Regions from separate parts of the Homo sapiens genome. Here region 2 is linked to region 1. Evidence: chromatin loops called from intact Hi-C (ENCODE). Cell type or tissue: IMR-90. All regions are shown on one strand. Links, peaks and the distances in the headings refer to the core of each region. The heading gives the core; the rest is flanking DNA.

The links. Hi-C counts contacts between places; a loop is a spot of excess contacts. Peaks named below come from ENCODE experiments on the same cell type or tissue, not always from the same donor. Only the 100,000 strongest peaks of a DNase experiment are listed, where the experiment ranks them.
Region 2: a loop joins it to region 1, with 3 times the contacts of the local background. A loop is called at or near these places in 2 of 110 quality-filtered maps.

What each region holds. Positions count from the first base shown.
Region 1 is chr4:128,568,117-128,579,031 of GRCh38, reverse strand. It overlaps LINC03140 (long intergenic non-protein coding RNA 3140), which reads left to right and starts at 8,489. Exons shown (of 2, transcript XR_007058268.1): 1 at 8,489-8,807; 2 at 9,745-10,915. In IMR-90, for the core only: a CTCF peak has its summit at 4,210 (motif pointing left); DNase peaks (open chromatin) are centred at 4,211, 5,111, 7,101 and 8,481; H3K27ac peaks cover 2,287 bases.
Region 2 is chr4:128,344,535-128,355,449 of GRCh38, reverse strand. No RefSeq gene overlaps it. Among named protein-coding and RNA genes, the nearest start is that of PGRMC2, 62 kb to the right of the region's middle. RefSeq lists enhancers at 4,447-4,985, 5,020-5,598. In IMR-90, for the core only: no CTCF peak of the experiment used is centred there; a DNase peak (open chromatin) is centred at 5,439; H3K27ac peaks cover 3,377 bases.

The sequences.
Region 1 (10,915 bases), core at 982-8,981:
CTTAAAGACATTCTGCTCTCTAAATTTCTTCCTTTGGCTGGTATTTTAAGAGCTGCCTCTATACTTTGGATGTGTGGTCTACTGATGTTCAACAGCTATGAAAGGATCACTCATTTACCACACCATGGCCTTCCAAAGCCCTTGTCATCCAGAAATAAAATTTCATTTCTTAGGAGGAAAATGAAAGTTTTGGGTTTTTTTCCCCCTTGTAATGTTGAGAGCTTCTTCTCACCACAGCAAATTGGATCAAAATCTCCCAAAGGGGCACAGAGACAAAGGGAAATGATCTGAAGCTTCCTGGTGAAAGCAGGTCACATTATCCCCTCTTCCTCGTCTTTCCCGTCAACACCTCTGCAGGAGGTGCGCCTTCAGAAGGCAGTGTTGAGGGACTGCACACACAGGCTTCTCCAGCCTGGGAAATGGGAGTCAAATTGATAACTACCATTAACATGCTCGCCATTTGCAAACTACTTCCCCTTGAGTGTTTAAAAGCATTTTTTTGGTCAATTGAGGACAAAGAAAATGCCCTTTTCTGTGCTGGAAGAAAACAAGTTAATGACTTCAATTGCTTCCCTTGCTGTGGCTAGCTGATTTCCAAAATCTCCTTTACCCATAATGGTTTGGATGCTAGGGCATTCTCACTGTGATGCTGACATAGCTAGACAGTAGAGAGCTAGTGTCACGCTGTGGGTAGCTAGGGGGCATGGACTTTGCAGAGGGATCTGTAAAACTGAGAATCCAGTTCCCAGAGACAGAATAATATTAAATGTCAAATGTGGCACATTGATGAAACTATTTTTGTTTGAAATTACACCCAATACATAGTACTAATGCCTATCCAAATATTAAAATTACCCCCCAAATGGAACACATTTGCTGTTCTTTAAGATGCATTTTTAAACTGCCACTCTGTAATAATTCTGGCCTTTTATAGAGTCCAGAAGTCCAAGGCCACACATCCTCCTCATCAGCATTCACTTGAGAGGGCCTGTAACCTTTCAGATGAGGAAGCACTACTTTTTATTTTTCTCATGCTTTTAGATAAGTCTGCTAAAAGGTCTGGTCACATCTGAGATTAGGGCATATTGACCCCAAAGAATGGGGAAAGGGGACTTCTATGCTACTAAGGACTGAGTTGTGTTCCCCCATGCCTCCACCTTCCAAATTCGTATGTTGAACCTTAACCCTTAAGGCAAGCTTGTCCAACCCACGGCCCGTAGGCTGCATGCGGCCCAGGATGGCTTTGAATGGGGCCCAACACAAATTTGTAAAACACTATGAGGTCGGCATGGTGTCTCATGCTTGTAATCCTAACACTGTGGGAGGCTGAGGTGGGTGGATCACTTGAGGTCAGGGGTTCAAGACCAGCCAGGCCAACATGGTGAAACCCTGTCTCTACTAAAAACACAAAAATTAGCCGGGTGTTGCTGCACATGCCTATAATCCCAGCTACTTGGGTGGCTGAGGCAGGAGAATTGCTTGAACCTGGAAGGCCGAGATTGCAGTGAGCCAAGATGGCGACACTGCACTACAGCCTGGGCTACAGAGCAAGACCCTGTCTCAAAAAAAAAAAAAAGCAAACAAAAAAAAGTATGATATTTTCTTTGGTGATTTTTTAAGTTTTAGCTCATCAGCTATTGTTAGTGTTAGTATATCTTTTGAGTGGGCCAAGACAATTCTTCCAATGTGGCACAGGGAAGCCAAAAGATTGGGCACCCTTGCCTTAAGGTGATTTGAAAATAAGATCTGTAAGGAGGTAACAAAGGCTATGTGACGTGACAAGGGTGGGGCTCTGATATGACAGGATTAGCATCCTTATGAAAAGAGACGCCAGAAATCTTGCTCTCTCCTTGCACAAAAAGGACATGTGAGCACAAAGCAAGAAGGTTGCCACCTACAAGCCAAAAGAAGAGGCCTGAGAATGAAACCTATCTTTCTAGCACCTTGATGTTGAACTTCCTAGCCTCCAGCACTGTGAGAAATACATTTCTGCTGTTTAAGCCATGCAGTCTGTGGTATTTTGTTATGGCAGCCCATGCTGACTAACACAGGGACATATCTTCAGGCACGTTCACATTTCAATTTAAAATCCCACTGTGGCAGTAGCTGAGACTTCTTTTTGAATTAGGTTGAAGGAGTTCAGGACATGGCACCCCAAAATATGCCACTTTGGTATGTTGATTATTTTGAGCTTAAGGCACTTGAAAAACAGCAAATGCAAGAAGCTTTCTCTAAGCTCTTATTACCTGCCTAAAGACAGATCCTCCAAGAGGAACTCAATTGTCATAAATTCCTTCCCCAGGAGTTTCATCAACCAGGAAAGATTGATTCTTAATCACAAGAGAGGAGACCAGAGGTTGACACCACACCCAGACACACTTTGTCACAAACTGTTATATCTCTCATCTCTTCTTCTAAGGGTCCATTAATCTTTCCTAAAATTCATTGACTCTTCCCTAAGTGGTCTACAACCTCTCTCCACTTCTCCTCTTATGACAGTGTATATAAGCTCTCAAACATCCCCACTTGTGTATTCACATTTTTCCTGTGATGTCTCTGTGCATGTAATATTACAAAATACGTTAAAAATAATTTATTACTTAAAACTTTAGATCATATTTTAAAATATTAAAAATTACAGTGAAAATTTTGTTTTTTGTGTCGTTAATATCCCTGTTATCAGTTTATTTATTTATTTTTATTTTTTTTTTGAGACAGAGTCTCGCTCTGTCACCCAGGCTGGAGTGCAGTGGCGCGATCTCGGCTCACTGCAAGCTCCGCCTCCCGGGGTTCACAACATTCTCCTGCCTCAGCCTCCTGAGTAGCTGGGACTACAGGGGCCCCCCACCACGCCCGGCTGATTTTTTGTATTTTTAGTAGAGATGGGATTTCACCGTGTTAGACAGGGTGGTCTCCATCTCCTGACCTCGTGATCCGCCCGCCTCCGCCTTCCAAAGTGCTGGGATTACAGGCGTGAGCCACCGCGCCCGGCCTATCAGTTTATTTTGTAGACCCAATTACCGAACCTAGGAAGGTAACAAGGTTTGTTTTACCTAGGTGGGTTACCAGGTTCTGGCTTCAGGATCAGCTCATAGCCTGAGACCCAGGGGCCCTGAGGTATGAGTCTCTTTCTCCTTGAAATTCCTCTACAAGCTTAAAATACATCAGTGCTTTCTGACAGATTTCGTTTTACAGCCTGATTGTGTCTAGGGAGAGAGAAAATGGAAAGGGTTGGGCACTGGAGATGAAGAGGAAAGGTCAAGATTCCCTAGAGGTCATTCTCACAGGTTCTATGGGGACTTTGTGTGCACCTTGCTTCTCTTTTAGGGGTATCTCTGTTTCTTACATTCCTCAGGCTTTACCACTATTCATAATAATCATACTATCCAGGCATTCGGCCATTTTGCTGGCCTGGACATAACTGACTTGCAACTCAACTGCCCAGGATGATATAAATTTGTGATATTCTTTATTCAGCCCTTTTCGTAGAGTAGAGGGAAAAGGATTCTCTCTAGAAAGTGAGCAGACTAGGCCGCGTTCTGTAGCTCAAGCCTGTAATCTCAGCACTTTGGGAGGCCGAGGCGGACAGATCACCTGAGGCTGGGAGTTCGAGACCAACCTGACCAACATGGAGAAACTCTGACTCTACTAGAAATACAAAATTAGTCAGGGGTGGTGGCGCATGCCTGTAATCCCAGCTACTCAGGAGGCTGAGGCAGGAGAATCGCTTGAACCCAGGAGGCAGAGGTTGTGGTGAGCCGAGATCGCACCATTGCACTCCAGCCTGGGCAACAAGAGTGACACTCAGTCTCAAAAAAAAATGAAAGATAGAAAGTGAGCTGACTATTACCATCAATGTCCCTGGCAGGCTCTGGCATTCCTTGTCCATTAAAGATAAGTACAAATTGGACTTCCAACAATTAACAAAAATATTTTAGCAGCTTATTCTGATCTTGAATAACGAAAGTTCATTGCACACCCTTGAATTTTTTCTTCCCAATTCCTGGAATTTATATAAAATTTGTAGAGAAACCCAATACCTTGATGCATTCTACTAGAGAGTGTTAGAGCTCGAGACTTTCAGGAATTAAACCAAGTCAGCACACTCTATTCTGCTATCCTCAGACTCCTCACCCAGGGTGGTGGTGGGGAGCCAGGCATGGGGCTCTTAATACAACAGGAGGACACCGATGGGGAAATGCCTACTGCCCCCTGCTGGTGGAAAAGGGTCCATAGTTCCAACAACTTGCATAGCCCTAAAAGGCCTCATTTAAACATTGTATTGAAACCATGGTATCAGCTTCAAAATGACTTTAAATAACCTTAAATATTTAGCTTTTTAAAAATAAAACTGAGCAGTAAAAATCTACTGCTTGGTTTTTCCTTAATTATACCGCTCCTCCTCCATCTTTTCAGTTTCCTTTACAATCTGGTAGATCATACGACATTAAATTCTAGGGCGTTCAGCACCAAACAATGGTTGACCTGTCTTAGGTACCAAAGTCCCTTTAATTTGTGATGATAGATAAAACTTTTCTTAAAGTGTTCCTTTGAGAATGTATCTTGAAAGTATTAATAATTACCTGGAAGGTAACTGTGGCTGTAGCAAGTGCTGGGACTTGGAGTTGTATGTTATCGTTCCAGTATCAGTTCTGACACTTACTTAGCTGTAAGATTTAGGAAAGTCACCTAATCTCATAGACCTCATTTGTGAAATATGATAATAATACATAACACACAGGGTTGTTATGGGGATTACATGAGATTATTACAATGAAAGTGTTACTCTAAGAGCTATAAAATTGGAAGGTATTACAACTAAAGGAGCAGGTAACTGTGGGGTTGCCCACTTAACCATTATCAGACAGGTATTTGGAGTCAAACGCCCTAGAGCACAGTAAGGATTAAACATTAAACTGCAGATATTCGTCATTGAGATTAGCGTTATTACCATGGTTTAATATTTAATTCTCACTGTTCTCTAGGGGACCAGATGGACTCTGTGGAGAATGTAGACTTAGACATTCCTGACTACTTGCATCCCAAACTAAAGTCCATACAAGATAAAAACACCTCATAGACAGAAGAGTCACTCCATGAGGCATTCTAAGAATGCACTTTCTGCATGGTGACTAGTTTTTAAGTGGCCAAGTGGATAGGCTCTCAGCAATCTTGCTCCTCTGGGAAGAATAAAAACATTACACTGAAGGTCTTGTTTGTGAGTTGTGCTTTTGGACCTAAGTTTTTCTGCTATAAGGGGTATATTATTAACAAAACAAACCCAACCAAAAAGTTGGAATTCCTGGAAATTCACCAAAATTGCCTGGCTGCTGCAGCCCAACAATTCTTTAGCTCTTTTCAATCATCTTTATTTTGGATTTACTTGGAATCCTTGATCTTTAACCCAATTTTGAGCATTACACTGTCCCTATTTAACGCAAAAGGAATATTTTGGAATTTTAAAAGAGCCACAAAATATCAAACCCAAGATCCTAGTTTTGGGTCTTGTTTGTTTGTAAGGGTGGAAGGATTTCACATCTTATTTTGTACTTACTGTGTTCCCAGCAGCTTTTGTTTTGCTCACATCTCACACAGAGCATACTCAATTCAGTGAACTAATTTGGTTGTATGGTAAGCACTGCAGAGAAGCTATGAAAAAAAGTCACAATCGGGAAGGTAGAAAAGGTCTTCCAAGGATGCACTGAATCTGTTACATATACTCTGGGGCCTCCGAGTTTTCTGGGAAAAAACAAAAGCAAAACAGTGGCTGGGAAACCAGCTTAGTACATAGGTATTAAAGCATGGAACAGCTTCTTTTGACTAGTTTAAGAGGAAGCCATAAAGCACAAGTTCTTGGAATTATGCCAGCAAAAAGTGTAACCCTTTTATTTATGGGGGCATTCATCAGAACTGGGCCTTTGTGAGCCTACCCCAGACTGTGGTCACTTGGTTTAGTCAGTTGCTGACTTCTCTGAGAGAACACATCCCCTTTTAGCAGAAATAAGGAGCAAGGAGAACCACTGGGTAGTGACTATCACAGTGATTCCCATTGGAAACCAACCCACGAAAGCCCTGTAAAGAATAGCCCTCCTGTATTCCATGCCAGTGAGTGATACTTACACACAGGACGGGTGAGACAACATGGATCCACAAACACCTGGTTTACTTATATTGGCCATGATGGTGCCCTCAGGACAAACCACAGATAGAGATCTACCCAAGGAATTCCTGAGTTCATAGGCTGACCGTGTCCTTTGATCCCCAACCCAGCCATTTCTATATGACCTCTGTTGTTGTCCCAACTGAACCCCATTCTTCTCTCTTTTGTGGTTGTAAGGATGAAAAACTTGATGACTTCTTTCTCTTCATCATGGCTACTTCTCAGAATGTCTTGCTGACCACGTCATTGTTGCCTGATTCTATTGATCTAATAAAATCTATTTCTATCAACAAAATATAACTATGTGTGACCACATATTTATACCTTTTCACAAATGGAACTTCTTACAAATAGATTTCCCATCCATGTTAACTTATTAAGTAAAATTTTCCTGTTTTTTAATAAAATAAGTTTTCCTAATCTCAAATACTATCCAACAGATGTTAGTCACAAACATACATCATAAGTGGGAAAGTATTATAATAAAGCTCATTAGTGCTGTTTATTTACCTTTCAAATGCTATTGAATTTTTACATGAGTTTCTCTATAAGTTCATTAGTTGTTATTAAGAAATAAATATATGATTGAATTTTCCAAATATATTTGAATTTCATAGTTTAGCATTTCATACGAGAGAAATAATCAGCCAATGTTTTTGCCTGCTGTTTCCATGAAGATTTCATTTATCTTAGAAGTGATTAATATAGAATGACTATAAATAATATAAATTTAAATAGAATATACTTTTTTTTTTGCTATGTTGTTTGTTAGGCTTTACAATGTTGTAAAAAAACTGTAACAATCCTCTCAGACTGGAATTTTTCTTTATCAAACTTTTCCTCCATTTTCAGGAAGGAACAATGATTCAGAAGTCTTGTAGATTAGTCACTTCTTAAGAAGTTAGATCATTCAGTACTGCATCTTAGCCAACTGTCCAAGGTCAGCAAAATGCACAGCATGTTCTGTTTGATGGCCCCAGGCAGAAAGCCACAGCATTCAAACTATTAATATCTCCTGACCTTTCAACTTACAAATAGAAGCATCCTTGTGGTCATTTTTTTTTCCTGTATATCCCTGAAAAACTAAGGATCTAGGGTTTAAGATAAGAAATACTTAATTTAATTTAATTTAATTAGTTTTTAACCACAATCCTGGGCTTTTATATAAAAGCACACTGTTTATTTCTTTTTTCCTTTTGAGATAGGGTCTCACTCTGTCGCTCAGGCTGGTGTACAATGGTGCGATCTGGGCTCACTGCAACCTCTGCAGCCTGGGCTCAAATGATCCTCCTGCCTCAACTTCCCAAGCACCAGGGACTACAGGCATGCGCCACCATGCCTGGCTAATTGTTGTATTTTGTGTAAAGACAGAGTTTCTCCATGTTGCCCAGGCTGGTCTCGAACTCATGGACTCAAATGATCTGCCTGCCTTAGCCTCCCAAAGTGCTGAGATTACAGACATGAGGTACCGTGCCTGACCACTGTTTATTTGTTTCATAAAATTTTCTTAAACACCAATTATGTGCAAGTTACCATGCCAGGCCTCTGGGAAACAAAGATGAATCAGTCAGATGTACCTGCAAGGAGCTTATGGTCTAACTGGGGAGAAGAAATACAGCAAAATACTATAACATAGGGTAAAAAGTAAGAAGTACCACAAGAGAAGCACAGACAAGATGATTTGGGGGTTCCAAAAAAATAGATTATTAAATTTTGTGGGCTGGCAGCAGAGAGGAAGGAATTGGTAATTAATCTGAGAAGATGACATTTGAGCTTGCTCTTGATGGACAGAATTTAAAATGTAGAGAGGAGATGTAAGTGCAGACATTTCAGATTGAGGAAAGAGCATAATTAAGGGCATGGAGGTCAGAAAACATGGGGTAATAAAAAAAGGTTCAAGTAGTTCAGTTTAGTTAGAGAACATGGTATATGAATTTAAAAAATCACTGAACTAAAATCAGAAAATTACTTTGAGACCAAATCTAGAGGGCTATTAACACCAGATGATAGAGTATGGACTCTATTTTACAGACAGTGGGAGCCCGCTGAAGGGAAATGCCACATTCAACTTATGCTTCAGTGTCGGATTCCATTGGAAAGGGGGCGGTGACTGGAAGTGAGGACACCAACCCATCAGGCGTGCTCTCATTTAGTTTTCTAGCGGAAAAAAAAAAAAAAGCCTGAAGCAAGGATTAAAGTACTGACATTTTATTTGGGAAGCACAAGCCCAGGCCAGGGAAGCTGCAGAAAAAGGAAAAAAGGGAAGTGAGTATAGGAAACAATGCACAGTCATGCCTTGCACAACTGGCTTCTGCTTCGGGATGAGCCATTGGCTGATGAGGCATGGGAGGCTCAGCAGGTCTGTTCCCTTGGCATGTGGGACATCTTGCAGTGGATGCAGGGAGGGACCATGCCTCTAGCATTCTCTGGGAAGAATAAAGGAGAAGTTTATCTTCCCACCTACCTCCCATTGCCTGTTTTTCATTGGTCAAAACTTGTCCCACTAGGAATTAACTCCTTCACATTTCCAAGTTTATATCATATGACTGCTCCAACTACATGGGACCCCAAACCCCAAACCTGATGTATGTATAGTGTTCCTGTTTCATCCAAGCCTGGAAATGAGGGGAAGAGCCAGAACCTCTAGGTGAGTACTAGGTGGCTTGGCAGTGTGTGTGTGTGTGTGTGTGTGTGTGTGTGTGTGTGTGGTTGAGGGGTGGAGAGTTAAGGGGACTTCTAAGGTAAGTCCCTGATTAGTCCCAGCCAGTTGAACTGTGTTGGGCAGGTATGGTGGTTGAGTAGTTGAAGGTCCTAGAAGTGGACAGTGGCCACAGTGTCTAAGGAGGCACAGAAGATTTGTGTTGAGATAATGATTCAAGAGAAAAGAAGGACCCTTCATACTTCAGTCAGAGAAGAATTCTTTTGGTGGGCTATCATGCTCTTGGGTTAAATTCTTTTCTCTGTAACATTATTTAGAAAATCGCCTCCCTCTCAACAATGAAGACTGAGTACCACTGGCTTACAGATATTTCTGTATATTATCTGAGTTAGTAGAGTTTGAGTATCACATTTCTTTCCTTCCAATTCTATGATTTGTCATCATAAAGTTTTGGCATACGCAGCCCAGTCTTTGGAAGAGGGGTTGAGAATTGTGTAATATCAGGTTTAGCATTATAAAGTAACATCTATCATCTGAAGATGAGACTATAAACACCAGTCTGGACATAATAGAGCATGCTTAGCCCACTTGTTTGGAACTACAAGGAAAATAAGGTCATACAAAAGAGCCCTCTGCCCTTAAAAAAGAATTCTCAATTGCAAATCACTTCTGAGTACCAGTGGGGAAATGCAGTCATTTATTCTCAAGACTGAAAAGAGAAAGGAGACCTTTTTATCACTTTGTGTGTGTGTGTGTGTGTGTGTGTGTGTGTGTGTGTGAGAGAGAGAGAGAGAGAGACAGAAAGAAAGAGCAGGAGAGAGAGAGAGACAGAGAGAGAGAATATGTGTGTGTGTTACCTACCTAAAGCTAATGGTAGCCAATTTTTTCCTTTTTTTCTTGGAATTTTTTTCTTAATCTAAAACAGGCTTGGTGCTCTGGAAAAAGAATTAGAATTGCATTCAAATAGTCAGGCTTCAAGTTGCTTCTGCCTCTGTGTGAAGCAAATAGTAACAACTCACTTCGAAACTCAGGCTCCTGGACTGTAAATGAGGATAATGATACTCACCCTACCAACCTCAGGGACTGTTCTAAGAGCAAAATGAAATGAGACTGAGCTCTGAAAATGCTTAAATGCTTTTCAAAGTAGAGTGATCGTGCTTTCTGTAGCATCAAAACAGTCCTCTATAAATGGGCAAAGTCAAGGCATGGACTGGATCTGACAACAGAGAATGGCTTGAGGGCTGGAAAAAGAAAAAAATGCAAATGCCCCAAATCTCTGCTTCCCTTACAGTGTGGAAATCGCCCCATAACACACTGCACCAGGTAGGGTTAAATTGATCCCAAATGTTTCAGGAATTTTTAATGCCCTTCGAAGAGACATTTCCAATTCTTCATCTGCCCAAAGTAATGCTGCTAACCTACTATCTGTCAGTTTCCTCAGTGCTTTGAAGATTTTTCTAAAGTCATCTGACTTGGTTTCCCTTTGATTTCAAATTCCTGCTTATTATATGTATGACCTTGAGCCTTTTTAACTCATCTGAGCCTCTCTGTTTCCTCATCTATAAATTGTGAATAAGAAGACGTTACTGTAGGATTATTAGAAACTTTAGAAATAATACTTTTAATACCAGCATAGTGCCTGATCCATAGGCATCCAGGACATGCCAGCTAAGATCATTGATTATTGTTGTCGTTTTTAGTATCATACAGTAGAAAGAACAACATCTTTGAAACCAGACAATCCCGCATTTAAATCAGCTCTGTCACTTACGAAACGTGTAATCCTGAATAACTGAAGAAAACTTTTTGAAGTTCAATTTTGAGATAATGATGGATGATTTCAGACTTTGTGAGAATTTCAGAGGTATCGGCAGTAGGTTGAATGGTGAACCCTCCAAAAGATATATCTATGTTCCAAACTCAGAATCTGTGAATGTGACATTATTTGGGAAAAGGGGGTTTTGCAGATATAATTAAGTTAAGCATCCTGAGATGAGATCATCCTGGATTTTCTAGATAGGGCCTAAAGCCAATAATGAGTGTCTAAGACAGAAGAAGACACAAAGAAGAAGAGACGGGAATGTGGTCACAGAGGC
Region 2 (10,915 bases), core at 2,011-10,010, 220 kb after region 1:
TAATCTGTTAGAAATTAACTCAATGGTTTGTCTCCTGAAACTCTAGGCCTTCCTTGCAAGAGCACTCCACTTCCTGTTATGCACAATGGCAAAGCTGACTGGAACTGCCCAGAGGAAGAACAAGTGGAAGAGTAAGTCACGGTGTGCCCATAGGGCAATAGAAATTTAAAAGAATATTTAGGTGTGGGACTTCACATCCATGCCTCTTTTTCATGTCTAATAGGGAAAATGTCTCACCTGCTCAGGTTGCTCTTGGACTCTCATTTGTTGCTCAGAATCTAAATAATGAGCAAATAGAGGGAAAACAGAAGAGTGGAGAAATCCCCGTTTGTGTATATATTAAAGAGCTGAGAGAGGCAGCAAGAGGAAGGAGGGAGAGAGACCAGAAAATCATGTGGAATAGGTGCCAGGGAGTTTGGGGTTTGTGAGATAATAGTTGGAGATTAAGAGCTTTGGGGATCACCTGATATCCATATGGAAGAAAATGAAGATAACAGTAAAGTAGATTTTAAGATGCTTTTTCTATAGTAAGAATGCATACCCCACACTAACATCGAATTGTATACTTTAAATGGATGAATTGTATGGTATGTAAATGACGCCTCAATAAAGCTGTTTTTTAAAAAAGAATACTCCGTTCCAAAAAAAAAAAATGCACACTCCACTTTGGCAGTTTACTGAGAGACTGCAAAAATATTTGAAGAATCCTAATTACCATTTAGATACCAGACCATTCCTTTGAATTCATTCTTTCACAGAGGCTGAGTCATGTGGAACTTCAACTATGTTTAGGTTCTGGTAGGTTAGAGAAAGGACCCTTAAGATCCTCTAGTCTAATGCTCTCATTTCAAAGGTGAGGAAATGAAGCCACAGAGGTTAAATAAGTCTGCACTGTCACACAGCAGCAAAGCTGGGAACTATGGAGGTCTGATCTCAGGTCTTTCGAAATGCACCATTCCACCCCCATGTGATGCTCTTCCTGCTTTTGTTTACAGAAAGAAACAATTTGAGGATAAGCATGATTAGAACATATAGTTATTATGCCCATGGTTCAGTCTAGTTGTTCTGACCTTTAAAACGAGTCAGTCAGACTGGCACCAGTCCAATCAGTTGCACACCACTGCCCAGCTAACAGCCTGGCCATGGAGATCCGGCCTTCCCAGCCCAAGCCTGTAGAACAAACAATCCCCACAATGGCAATGTTACTTTCACCTCCTTTTGAAGAACAATAGGAAAACAACAATAGATACCTAACATTTATTGGACACTTATCAGTGCAGCAACTTGGGCAGAGTAGTCAGAGCCCTATGACACTGAAATTTAGAGAGTTCAAATTTTAAGTAAGAACTTTAAAACTACTAGATGTCACTAATGTAAATAACACCCATCTGTGAATCACATCAGAAGTTTACAAAGTTAATTATGGGATCGCATTTCTGATGCTCTCCCAGGATGGCTCTGGCGCCTGCTATGTGCTAGGCGCTGGTCTAGACATTTTACATATGGCACCTCTTTTAATCTCCACAATAATTCCATCACATGGGTATTAATCACCCCACTCTGTAAGTAAGAAAAAAAAGAAAAAAACTGAAAACATGATGGGAGCAGGACCAGGCACATAAAAGATAAGTTCTGATGTCAAGAAACAGCCTTAGGGCTCAAGGAGGGTATCTTTATGATGTAACTTAAGTCTGTACCAGAAGAGTTCTCCTTTATCCCTAAAGAGTCACCTCAATGCGTATCATTCCATCATTAGTTTCACCCTTTTTTTTTTTTTTTTTTGAGACAGAGTCTCACTCTGTTGCCCAGGCTGGAGTGCAATGGCACGATCTTGGCTCACTGCAACCTCCGCCTCCCGAGATCAAGCGATTCTCCTGCCTCAGCCTCCCAAGTAGCTTGGACTACAGGTGCTCACCACTACGCCTGGCTAATTTTTGTATTTTTTAGTACAGACGGGGTTTCGCCATATTGGCCAGGCTGGTCTTGAACTCCTGACCTTGTGATCCACCCACCTCGGCCTCCCAAAGTGCTGGGATTACAGGCATGAGCCACCACACCCAGCCTAGTTTCATCCATTTTTAACTTAAATACCGTTAGTAGTCACCCATAAAATTGAGAATACCCCTATGCATTGATCAGAGTCAGCAATGCTATGTTACAGAATAAGCTGGAATCTCAGCAGACTAACATGATAAAAGTATTTCTTGCTCATGCAAAGTCTGATGCAGATGTCTGGAGCCATTTTAGAGGACCAGGAATGAGATAAGGAGAGCATGGTAGATATGCAGGATATTTCAGATTCAGAGCATGGAAGATCAAGAAGCTTACAAGTAGAGAACACCATTTCCACCCACATTCCATTAGCCAGAAATCAGTCACATGGCCAACCTAACTGCACAGGAGTCTGAGAAATGTAGGGAAGTGCAGAAATGGGTGGGCTTTATAATATCCACCACCTTCCCAAAATAATTCTATGTTTGGTTCTTATTTGTCAGCACATCAGTTAACAAGAATTAGTAGCAACAATAGATACAAGTAGTATGTAGGAGTCTCTTCTTCAGGACAGGACCAGAAAGGAAGAGATGGAAAAGGGACAGTGACAGAGACATATATACATATTTAATAATTTTATTGGGTTCTGCCTGACTTGAAAGATCTATCTACTAAGCCTTGCTGTGTCTCCAGCTCATTGGCTGATACTTCCAATAACTTTGGCTGGATGCTGAATTAGACTTTAAGTTTTGCAAGTATAATTTCTTCCAGAGATATCAGAAATAAAGCTATTTATTCATTTTAGGTACTTTGACAAATAGGTACTTTGGGATCTACAACTGAATAAATAAATGTTTTCCTGACAAGTTGAGTATAACAGATTTTAATGAAGTGACATTTTTTCATTTTATTTCTACCATAAAATTCAACAACAAAACAAGTTGGCCCTGAAAGGAAACAATAATCAAATTTAGGAATGTATCAAATTTTTTAAATTATATATAAAAGGAAAAGTATAACTTATTAAAACTTTAATAATAACTATTAATGCACCACCCGACAATTAAGACAGAAACCTGGCTTGAAACCTTCTTCTTCACTCAGTCTATCCAAGCACCAACTACATGTGATTTTATCCCCAAAATATCTCTCAAGCTTATCATATTCTATCTTCTATCCCCATTGACACTACTTCAAACTTTCTCACTTGGAGTGACATCACCTCCTAGATGACCTCTCTGCATTCAGTCTTGCCCACCTTTTCAACCCCGTACCCCTGAGAGCAATGTGTTCAAAACTGCAGGGTGCAAGGGGATCTTCTTGGAAGGTTAAATACACAGATTCCAAAGTTTTCCACCAGGATTCTGATTCAGTAAACCCAGTGTTGACAAAAAGAGTCAAACTCTGTAAAATATTTGAAGAGATTTATTCTGAGCCAAATATGAGTGACCAACGGCCTGTGACACAACCCTCAGGAGATCCTGAGAACATGTGCCCAAAGTGGTTGGGGTACAGCTTAGTTTTACAGATTTTAGGGAGACATGAGACATCTATCAGATACACATAGGATGTACATTCGTTTGGTCCAGAAAGGCAGGACAACTACTTGGAAGGAAGGGCCTCCAAGTCATAGGCAGATTTAAAGACTTATTGATTGGCATGGATTGAAACAGTTAGGTTATTGTCTAAAAACTTAGGACTGTCTGGGTTAAGATAAGGAGTTGTGGAGACCAAGGTTTTATCATGCAGGTGAAGCCTCCTGGTAGCAGACTTTGAGAATAGATTGTAAATGTTTCTTATCAGACTTAAAAAGTCTGTTCTATCAGTAATTCCAAAAGGAAGGAGTTCCAACACCCCCTTCCCATCATGGTCTAAAACTAGTTTTTCCATTTAACTTTGGAATGCCCTTGCCAAGAGAAGGGGCCATTGGGATGGTCAAGGGGATTAAAATTTTATTTTTGCTTTATACCAGGATGGAGTTCAGGGCTCTGAATTTTTAACAGGCACAACAGAAGATTTTAATGTATGTGCTCTTGGGAGAAATACTGCTCCACAAAAAAATCTCAACAAGAATTCCAAATCTCAGTGGTCAGTCCTTTGTTTAAAGCAATTGAATGGCTTTCCAGTGACTACCAGATAAATCCCAAGACCCTTATTATAGAATATAAGGCACCATGACACAGGCCTGGAGTATCTTTCCAGCCTCATATTTCCCTATTTCTCCTTAAACCTTACAGTTTCAGAACCACCAGTGCCAAATTATTTGTATTTCCTGAGCACACTACATTGGTTCATGCCTCGACATCTTAGCCATGTCAAAGAAGGATTTTTTTCAGCCCCTTTGCTGGATTCGCAGCAGGGGTGCCCCCTCTACTTGGCCTGCCATGCTCAGCCCCTTGCAGGAGGGAGCATGTGAGCGAGCAAGTGTGGAACCTGGCCAGCCACTCTGACCACCAACACAGGAGCAAGCTCTGTGCAGGGCCCATGGCCAAGCCAGGCATGTTACCTCGAAGGGAATAGGGCAGTGCCCAGGGAGGGATGCCCTTGACCCTGAAGCCCCAGAGCAGGTGTTAGTGTGATAATTAGCTCTTGTAGTTCCACTGTCCGCAGCCTTATGGCAGCATGTTAGCAGCTCAGTCGGTCCATTGCTCCATTGTGCAGGGTGGCTGCTCTCTGCTGGCAAGGGCAAGGGCCAGTACTACAGCTTTTCAGAGTACCTGTGCTCAGTGGGTCCTAAGCTCTTGTCCAGCAACCAAGAAAAATGACATCACACTGATGACTGAAGGGTGATGACAGCAGAGGATTTTATTGAGTGACAGAACAGCTCTCAGAAGAGAGGGGATGCAGGGTGGGAGGAAGGTACCCCCGCCCCCACAGTCGGGTGGTTTCTCCCTGTGTGATTGGGTCTGGGGCTTTTTATGGACTCAGAATGGGGAGTGCATGCTGATTGGTTTGTGAGTATGCAAAAAAGTTTAAAGCAAAGACACCACTCAAAGGTGGGCACCACAATGTAGAAAACCAATTAGGAAAGGGTAGGTATATGTAAAATGGGTGAAAGGCAGAGACCAATCAGAGGAAAGCACACCAAATGGGAAGACAGGTTCTCAATCTGGTCCCAGCATTTAACTTGTAACTTGGCTTTCAGGCTTTACATGGTCTTCGACTTGGAGGTGGGATTTTGCTGGGGACTCACCCCTATCTGCCTAGGCATCTGACTGCCTCCTGTCACTATCAATGTTGTTCCTGCTACCCAGAATTTCCATGCCCATTGTCATCCTGATAAACCAGCATTTACCTTCAAAACTGAGCTCAATTCTTTTGTTAATTTCTTCTAATATGCCACCATTGGCAGAGTTAATGTCTTCCTCCTCTTTCATCATCCTGTCTGTTCTGACCTTTGAAGTACTTCTATTACTACACATCTTTGTTTACATTCCGCTCATCCCCTATCTAACCTCCTTACGTCATCTCAGTGCCTCGCATGTAGAAGGCATTAAATAAACATTGTTGAACTATAACTAAATACAAAACATGAGCTCTTTGGGAGCAGAAACAAATAAAGATTCCTCTTTAGATTATTTGGTCCTTTAAGTTAAATATTTCAGTTCAGTTCAGTTTATACAATTTTTTTCTTTCTTCATTATTCATTAATGAATTATTCATTTCCTTCATTAATTCTACAAACGCTTTTTGAAAGCCTACTATGCACATCATTGTACAATAATGCTACCTAAAATCCAGTGTTTATATGCTAGAAACTATTAGATACAGTATTTCTTTACCTTTTATTCTCTACAGGTCTTTCGTTAATTTTCTTATGTAATGGTTCCTGTCACAGGTAGGAGAGTACTTTGAAGACTGGCATCTTTTGAGATACTAATAAATGTTTCCCTCCCAATAAAACTAAAATGTTTCCCAAATAGTATAGTATAGTGTTAAAATGATATCCATACATTTGTGTTTCTACCTCATGGGCTTCTTTGGGGAAGTACATGAGAAAGTTAATAGCAGCCTACCAGCCTACCATTTAACCCACATCCCTAATCAATCAATAATTTTTTTTTTTGAGACAGAGTTTCGCTCTTGTTGTCCAGGCTGGAGTGCAATGGCACCATCTCAGCTCACTGCAACCTCCGCCTCCCGGGTTCAAGCGATTCTCCTGTCTCAGCCTCCCGAGTAGCTGGGATTACAGGCGCATGCCACCATGCCCAGCTAATTTTTGTATTTTTAGTAGAGATGGGATTTCATCATACTGGTCAGGCTGGTCTCGAACTCCTGACCTCAGGTGATCCGCCCACCTCAGCCTCCCAAAGTGTTGGGATTACAGGCGTGAGCCACCGCACCCGGCCAATCAATAATTTTTTTTTAATTGCACATAAGCACCTAACTCACACCCTAAGGGAGACTGTGAAAAAACAGAAAGAATGGGCCACTGTCTTTCTTTATTCATCTCTACATCTTTGTACTTACAGGCCTCCTCTGGATTCTAAAAGCAGCCTTGACAGTTGAAAACATGGCATAAATTTTGTAGCCTCAATCACCCCTAGATGAACTTAAAAAAACACCTTTTTTGTATATTTATTCTAAAATTCAGGTCAGGATCTAAAACCTGAACATAACAATGTATTTAAACATTGCTGCTTTACTCTACTTCTTACATATCTTATTGTGTAAATTTGTCTTTCAAAGAAGAAAACGTTTATACTATCATAAAATAGACAGTGAAGCTCTAAAACTTGCCAAATACTGTAATCTAAAATCATTTTCTGACAGAAGAAGACACTACTCCTTTTTAGAAAAAGAGTGGAGTTATTACAAATGTATTCTTTTTGACATCAAAACAAAAAGAATGATTACTCATTTTATATTTGTTGGCATGGAGTTATTTGGACGTGGTTAAAAATATCTCCAAGAACAGTCTTCACTCTAGCCCCAAACCTGTATATCTTCCCTTCAGAGATGAAAACTGTCCACAGCAATCAACAGTAACATTCCAAGTCTGACACTCCCAGACACCCAAACAACACAATGCCGGGCGGCTGGAGAGCACAGTTAGCATTACAGAAATCACACTCCCTCTGCCCGGAGAACAAGCAGATCAAACATCAAAACTGTCCCAGAAATATGCAATGTGGGGTTATAAATATGCTCCCACAGAGGGATAAGAATTTGTAACAAAGTTTAAAATCATTTGTAGATTGGCTATAATTAAAAAAAAACAGAAAACAGTAAATGCTGATGAGTATATGGAGAAATCAGAACTCTCATACATTGCTGGTGGGAATGTAAAGTGTGCAGCCTTTTGGTGATTCCTCAATAAGTCAAACATAAAATACCATATGACTCAGCAATTTCATTCCTAGGTATATGCCCAAAATAATTGAAAACAGGGAGTCAAGCAGATGCTTGTACACCAGTGTTCACAGCAGCACTATTTCTACTAGCCAAAAGACAGAAAAAAACACAAATGTCCATCAATTCATGAATGAACAAATAAACATGGTATAACCATCCAATAGAATATTTTTCAGCCTTAAAATAGAAAGAAGTCCTGAGACATGCCTCAGCATCCATGAACCTTGAAAACATCATGTTAAGTTAAAAAAGCCAGTCACAAAAGGCTTTGTGACTGTAAATGGTATGATACCATTTATATGAAATATCCAAGAATAGGCAAATCTATAGGGACAGAAAACAGATTAGTAGTTTCCAGGAGCTGTGGGTAGGGGAGGATGGGGAGTGGCTGCTTATTGTCTCCTGTTTCCATCTGGGGTGATGAAAATGTTCTGGAGCTAGATAGTGGTGGTAGTTGCACAACCATGTGAACGTCCTAAATACCAATGAATTGTATGCTTTAAAAATGCTTAATCTAAGCTGGGCACAGTGGCTTACACCTGTAGCCTGAGCGCTTTGAAAGATTGAGGCAGGAGGATCACTTGAGTCCAGGAGTCCAAGACCAACCTGACCAACATAGAGAGACCTAATCTCTACAAAGAAAATAAAAAATAAAAAACAGCCGGGCATGGTGCCACACACCTGTAGTCCCGGCTACTTGAGAAGCAGAGGCTTGAAACCAGGAGGTCAAGGCTGCAGTGAGCTCTGTTTGTGCCACTGCACTCAGGCCTGGGCAACAGAGTAAGACCCTGGTTTTTTTTTTTTTAAAAGGACAACAACAACAAAAAAAGATGACTCTGCAATTTTACAGGCAGTAGGGAAAAAAATGATTTAAATGGTAAATTTTATACTAACTGAATTTTACTACAATAAAAAATCATTTGTCAGTTAAATAATTTTTTTAATGTGATGCAATTCTAGGATATTCCACAGTGAAAATATTTTTGAGTAAAACATACTTATCAATATATGCATGTGTACACTGCTTGAATTATCAAATATTAGATCTAACTTAATTGTTCTATAACTAAATAAGTTAACTCTTTCAGTAAAATTTCAGAGAAACTTAAAAATAGGGGGCTGGGTGCAGTGGTTCATGCCTGTAATCCCAGCACTTTAGGAGGCCAAGGCAGGCAGATCTCTTGATGTCAGAAGTTCAAGACAAGCCTAGCCAACATGGTGAAACCCTGTCTCTACTAAAAATACAAAAATTAGCTGGGTGTGGTGGCGGGTGCCTGTAATCCCAGCTACTTAGGAGGCTGAGGCATGAGAATTGCTTGAACTCAGGAGGTGGAGGTTGCAGTGAGCCAAGATCACGCCACTACACTCCAGCCTGGGCATCGCAGTGAGACTCTGTCTCCAAAAAAAAAAAAAAAAAAAATAGAAGATATTTGGTGAATTTCATAACATAAAATGATCATAGATTATTTGTGGTCAAATACCTAGAATACCTAGAAGACCACAAACTCTCAGAAGTCTGAGAAAAACTAATGTTCTATTTTGAAAACCAGCACACTCTCAGCACCCCAAAGTACTCGCCTATAGCCTTACTTAGCATTACGTATAAGTATGAAGAGTCATCCAACATAATTTATTCTGAGTGCTTATAATGTGTCAGGCACTAGTCTAGGCACTGGAAATATGAAAGCTACTAAGGCAAGGTTCTTGCCCTAATGGATCTTATGAATAAAATAGAAACTATGCATGTTTTACATATTGCAATTTTTGTGTATGACAATAACATTACCCAAGACCAGTGAAGGGATGAATAGGAAACCAGAGCCAACAGTAAATTGCTATTATCTCCTAAGTGGTATTTAAAGCAAAGCAATAATAAATCAGGATCATCATGTTGTCATCCAGACAACTGCTAAGAAACATCTTGTTGGATATTTGAGTTGGTAATCACATTCTCCAAAACCCCTAAGCTCTGTTTTATTCACGTTCTATCCCTTCAACCAATAAGAAGAATAAGTAAATGTTTCATTTCAAGCTGTTATCACTAAGAATAGAAATGTTTCATCTACAGAACCCTGTTCCAGGAACTATGGATGATTCAAAGTTAATGGAAGGTATCCCTGCCTTTGTGTAGTTTATCATCTGACTGGGTAGGCAAAATGTCCATCAAAACTATCTGAGAGCAATTATAATGTGACATAAGAGCTAAACACGTGTGAGTTGACATAGTATAAACCAAGCTCTCAAGGGCAGTGAGAATGTGAAGTATGAACTACTCAAAACCAGAGCACTACATGGTATTCACTGTCCTTCTGATACAGCACAGGCTATAGTTTACATGTTCCCTTAAAGTGTAGAAACAATCCTAATACTAATCTGTTTTTTCTTATCACATGTAGGGGTTTGGGAGAGAAAGTCTGGGACTTACTATGTTGCCAGGCATTTTGATAGGCACTTTTAAATTTAACCTCACAAAAACCCAAGCTACTTTTTCACCATCATCATCATCGTCATTCCCATCATCATTATCCCTATTTAATACTTGCCCAAAGTCAGCCAGCAACTAAGTGTCATGGTTGCAGAGGACTCACTGAGCTTTGACAAACCTGACAAAAACAAGAAATGGGGAAAGGATTCCCTAATTAATAAATGGTGCTGGTGCTGGGAAAACTGGCTAGCCATATGTAGAAAGCTGAAACTGGATCCCTTCCTTACACCTTATACAAAAATTAATTCAAGATGGATTAAAGACTTAAATATTAGACCTAAAACCATAAAAACCCTAGAAGAAAACCTAGGCAATACCATTCAGGACATAGGCATGGGCAAGGACTTCATGTCTAAAACACCAAAAGCAATGGCAACAAAAGCCAAAATTGACAAATGGGATCTCATTAAACTAAAGAGCTTCTGCACAGCAAAAGAAACTACCCTCAGAGTGAACAGGCAACCTACAGAATGGGAGAAAATTTTTGCAATCTACTCATCTGACAAAGGGCTAATATCCAGAATCTACAATGAACTCAAACAAATTTACAAGAAAAAAACAAACAACCCCATCAAAAAGTGGGCGAAGTATATGAACAGACACTTCTCAAAAGAAGACATTTATGCAGCCAACAGACACATGAAAAAATGCTCATCATCACTGCCAATCAGAGAAATGCAAATCAAAACCACAATGAGATACCATCTCACACCAGTTAGAATGGCAATCATTAAAAAGTCAGGAAACAACAGGTGCTGGAGAGGATGTGGAGAAATAGGAACACTTTTATACTGTTGGTGGGACTGTAAACTAGTTCAACCATTGTGGAAGACAGTGTGGTGATTCCTCCAGGATCTAGAACTAGAAATACTATTTGATCCAGCCATCCCATTACTGGGTATATACCCAAGGGATTATAAATCATGCTGCTATAAAGACACATGCACACGTATGTTTATTGCGGCACTTATTCACAATAGCAAAGACTTGGAACCAACCCAAATGTCCATCAATGATAGACTGGATTAAGAAAATGTGGCACATATACACCATGGAATACTATGCAGCCATAAAAAACGATGA